Regions from separate parts of the Homo sapiens genome. Here region 1 is linked to region 2. Evidence: read pairs that join two places in POLR2A ChIA-PET (ENCODE). Cell type or tissue: PC-9. All regions are shown on one strand.

Region 1 (2,500 bases), 220 kb after region 2:
CAGGAGAGAGAAAATCCCAGGGCTCCCAGTTTTCAGGGTTCAAGCTACCCACACATCAGATTCATAATTCTAACATTTACTGAGTCTATGTTCTATGCCAGTCATTGTGATACACAATGCATTCTACATGCTGGGGCTCAGAGAGGCTAAACAACTTGCTCAAGGTCACACAGCTAATAAGTGTCAAGTCTGGATTTGAACTCCATTCTGATGGCCATCATGGCCAGGCTCCCAGCCTCAGCCCCAACCCTTGCTGAGCTCAGACATGTGACCCAGGGGAGGGTCCTGCAGAGGCGCCTGATAGGAAGTCTCTGGGCAAGACCCTGTGGCATCTACTCAGCGAGCCCAGTGAGAATTCCAACATGCTCACAGCCAAGGTATGCTGGGCCAGCAGGAGGTAAGCTGCACATGCCAAGAAGAAGGCAGATGGCTGGGGTGGTGGGTGGGCTTTTGTTTCATCTGCCCTCCCAGGCTGTTGGCATCTCACACGCATTGCTCCTAGAACCAGTAGCAATAGGAGAATGCATGCTCCATCAGGGGTGAGCAAGTCTCCCCCCTCCTCACCCGCTACTGCTTCCCTCCACCACCTTCCCCTCAAGGTTGACACCTTTGTCCCTGGCAGAAGCTGACTGCAAATTTCTCAGATTTAGAGCAGCAGCCCCGCCCACATTAACCACCTTCTCCTGTCATCACCCAGGAAGACCTGCTGCTCAGACCAGCTCTGGGCTGAGGGCTGGCTGGGGAGGCTCTGAGAGGTGGTTCAGTGACAGCATCCATGGAGTCACCCACATAGGAATCACCCCTGCCCCCCACCAAGTCAAATCAAAGTCTTATACCACAGAGAGCCAGTGAGCTGCAAGGTGAGGCTTCAGGCAGTGGGGGATCCAGCTGGGTCTGGCCACACTGCGCACATCTGCCCTGACATGCCCTACTGTGTGCTAGGCACTGTGCTAGAGCTTAAGGACACAGAAAGGAACAAGGTAAAGCCCGCACCCTGGGGGAGCTGAGACTGCCTGGGAGAGACCAACCCCAACAGAGCAGGTGAGTGAGTCATCCAGTGTTGGGAGTGAGGTGCCCTGGGAAAGAAGGAGCAGTGCAGGAACCAGCTGAGGGTCACTGGGGAGGTGACATATGAGCATGCACTCGCAGGAGAGTGGGCCATGTGGATATCTGGGAGGAATGCCTTCCAGGCAGAGGGAGCGGCCTGTGCAAAGGCCCTGAGGCAAGAGCATGCCTAGTGCGCTTGAGGAGCATGAGGAGGCCAGCGTGGCTGGAAGGGGTGCACAGCGGGAAGAGTTGCAGGAGATGAGGGCAGAGAGATCTCAGGGTCCATCATGGACACTTTGTAGGCCACTGATTGTGAGGAAACACGTGATATGAATAACCAGTTTTCAAGAAGCACCCTGGCTGCTGTGATGAGGACACACTGTAGGGGGCATGGGTGGGAGTGGCTAGACTGGTGTCCAGGCTCCTGCAGGGATGCAGGCAGGGATGATGAGCTCCAGGCAGGGGAGCGGTGTGGGATCTGGCAGATTCTGGGCATGTTTCAAAGTAGAGCTGAGAGGGTTTCCTGCTGGTGGGGATCTGGCTGTGCAAGAATGAATTGAGCCCAAGCACCTGGGAGGATGGCATTGCCATTAGCTAGGACAGGAGAGGCTGCAGGTGGAGCTGGCTGAGGGACAAGATCGGAAGTTCATTTGAGACATGGCGAGTCTGGCATGGCTGTTGACAACCAAGTAGCAACAGTGGGTCAGCAGCTGGACATGCTCAGCCAAGGTCCAGGATGGGCTGGAAGCAGAAGTGTGGGAGCCACCAGCAGGGAGGTGGTGCTTACCGCCACCAGAGGGGCAAGATCAGCAGGGCTCCCAAACCCCTGAGCTGAGGCAACTGGACAGAGAATCAGTCCGTCTTTGAAAATTGTCCAAAGAGCCTGAAAATGCATATACCCTGTGGCCCAGCAATTCCACCTCCTGAACCTCAGCTGAGGAAATTGCCATAGCTGTACGTGGACACCAAGCCACAGGGATGCCCACTGCTGCGTAACTTATGATAGATACCCAAAAGGGGACTGGCTCAACTGTGGGATGTCCCTAGGAAGCAACAGGGGATGGTGTTTGGATTCCTAGTGTGTGAATGTATGCAGGGGAGTGTGCGCATACAGCACTGTGGAGTGAAGCCAGGGTGTTGTGTGAGTGGTGAGGTTATGGGAAGTTTTATTGTCTTCTAGCTAGTTTCTGCATTCCGCCTATCTTCTGCAATAAGCATTCAACGTGTTGACATCAGTGGCCTCATTTATGGCCACCCTACCAAAATCTTGCCACAGCCTATGAACACATGGACAACCCTGATTAGACGTTCTCTCCCGCACTGTCCTGAGCCTCCCTGAAGGCCAGAGTCCCAGGTGCAAACACCAGGGGAGACTCTGGGAGCTGGGAGGGTCCTCGGCGGTCCTCTGGCTGACACCCCTCCCTGGGCTGCTACCAGACGTTTCTAGGGACAT
Region 2 (2,500 bases):
GGGTCAGCTCCCGCCCACCTGTCTACAGGGCCAGACTGAGAGGCAGGGCAGATTTCAGCGTTGACCTTGGACTCGTATGCCCTGATTAGGACTAGGAGGCCCAGGCGATCCTGGAAGCTGGTGGCCATTACACCTCCCTACCCTTGGCCTTGGTCCTGGGGCTGCGGTCTGCATCCCCAGGGATGCCTGATCTATGAAGGGCATTCAGAAGGCCTCCAGCCCATCTTCTCCTTGGACTGAGCAGGAAACTAAGGTCTGGAGAGAGTATGAGAATGGGACAGGGTCACACAGCAACTCAGTGGCCTGGAAGCCAGGCCTTGGGGTTCTCTGGCCAGCAGTCTTCTGCATATGCTTGTCACCCGAGGGGATGTTGGGGGAGCCTGGCACAGAGAGTGAAATGTGGGGTTATGAGGCTTCAGGCTTGGACAAACATCTCCGTTGCCGATGGGCTGGGTGGCCTTGTGTATGTAATTTACCATCTCTGTGCCTCATGTGTCCCCATGAGGCCTCTGCTAACCTTCTCCTGCCCACATTCCTTCCTCCAGCAACTGTCCTAGATACCCCAGACCACCCCAGACACCAAAGTAGGAGTCCAGCCTACTTTGTGTTGCATACACCATGGGTGGGGCCCCTGAGACAGAGAGAACCTGCTTGGGGAAGGTTTTCAGTGGCGTGGGGAAGGAACACTTGCCAGCGAGCCCTCATACAGGGGTGGGAACAGCCACAGACAGCAAGGCACACAGCATGCTGGGGCCCCAGAGAAGAGGCAGAGGAACTCGAGAGGTGACACATGCCAGTTACCAGGAAAAGTGGGCTTTTTAAGGCGGTGCTGCCAAGGAGGCTGGCCCTGAGGTTCAGCAGATTTTGATGGTCTCCAATAGGAAGGAGGGAGAGGCAGGTGAGTAGCAAGTAAAGACGCCGTGGCAAGAAAATGCTGAGGGTTGAGGGGTGTTGAGGATCTGAGTGGGCAGGAGAGAAGGGTGTGAGGGGTATGGGGGCAAGGGCTGGAATAGCAGCTCAAGGCCAGGCTGCAGAGGCCAACCCAGGTCTAGAAGGCTTGAATTCCACTGGCCAGGGAGTGCCTGGGACAGCAGGGATCACTGTCTTTTCACTTCCCAGTCACGGAGAGCTCGTCCCAGGCTGGAAAGGGGATTTGCAGGTTTCCCTTCTGCTCTCCTGCTTCCTTTTGTGCCCTCCAGGAGGAGGTGAGGGAAATTGTGGCATCATGGCACTGTGCTCATGCATGACTGCTCAGAAGTGGTATGGAAAAGTGACCTCTGAGTGTTTCTATGACATTTACGTGTGTGTAAATTCTTGGACGTTCTCTCCATTGACAGCTGGGGAGATCTACGTCCTCTCTCCTTGAATCTGGACTTGCCCTGGTGACTTAAAACCAACAGAATTCAGCAGAAATGATGCAGTGTGACTTGGAGGCTGGGTTGAAAAACGCCACGCAGCTTCTGTCTGGATCTCTTGGGACACTCCTCCCCCAGAGGCCTCCCTGGGGGTGCGCCTGCTCAGAACTCCCATGCTGGGAGATGTCCGGACACGTGGGGAGGCTACATGTGGGTGCTTGGGCCACAGTCCGGCTGCACTCACCCTTCAGCCAAATGAGCCAAGGGCACAGTCGTGGCAGGGTGAGAACACCATCAGAATGGATCCTCCGGGCCCTCTGTTTCCAGACTCCAGCTGGTCGAGTCACCTCAGATCCCAAGGAAAGAGAAGGCCTCCCTACCGCACCCTTTCTGTATTCCTGACCCACCAAATCCATGAGCCATTTGTATTAAAAACAGCTATTGCTTTATGCCACTAAGTTTGGGTGGTTTCTTATGCGGCAATAAGAACTGAAGCAAGCTCTGTGGGAACAGAAGGCCCCAGCACTTCAGCCTTTGCTGACTGTTGACTGAATGTAGGGATCGATGAAAACCGTGGAGAGCCACTGAGTTTATTTGGGCAGAGAATGATAAACTCCTGTGCCAGGGCAAGCCACGTAAGCTGCAGGGCCCAGAGTAACATGAGCACGCAGGGCCTCTGTTCAGAAATTATCAGAATTTCAAGATGGTGACAGCAGAGCATTCCACCAAGTTTGGGGCCCTTCCGAGTCCATGTCCCCAGACCACCGCACAGGTCGCACACCTGGCAGCAACTATCGTCTGCGTCCCTCCGAAGAGGCTTGGTTCTCACCTGCAAGCTTGTTTAACCTTTCTCTGTGTTCTGTTCCTTGAGGCTAGACTCAGTGTGTTGGCTTCCCGGGGTTGAGCACAGACAAAAACTCAACCAACGCACCAACTGAGAGGACCCAGAGTCTAGGGAAGTCACAGCCAAAGGCAGAAAATCTAGGAACCAAGAGACCCAAGCTTAAATACCAATGCTCTCTGAAGTTCCACCGACTCCCAGATAAGACACCTGCCATTTACCCAGTGCCTTCTAATACACAAAGTGCTTTAAATGCCCCGTCTCTCTTCATTGTGGGATAAGTATTATTATTATTCTCTCTACA

What was found. Peaks named below come from ENCODE experiments on the same cell type or tissue, not always from the same donor. Only the 100,000 strongest peaks of a DNase experiment are listed, where the experiment ranks them.
Region 1: POLR2A ChIA-PET joins it to region 2 with 5 read pairs; 3 of 35 experiments call an interaction of 5 or more read pairs at or near these places.

Annotation. Positions count from the first base shown.
Region 1 is chr10:71,432,838-71,435,337 of GRCh38, reverse strand. The region is part of intron 1 of CDH23 (cadherin related 23); the gene reads right to left. Among named protein-coding and RNA genes, the nearest start is that of CDH23, 37 kb to the right of the region's middle. In PC-9, no CTCF peak of the experiment used is centred here; a DNase peak (open chromatin) is centred at 1,097; H3K27ac peaks cover 349 bases.
Region 2 is chr10:71,653,795-71,656,294 of GRCh38, reverse strand. All of the region lies in intron 14 of CDH23 (cadherin related 23), which reads right to left. Among named protein-coding and RNA genes, the nearest start is that of C10orf105, 65 kb to the left of the region's middle. In PC-9, no CTCF peak of the experiment used is centred here; no DNase peak of the experiment used is centred here.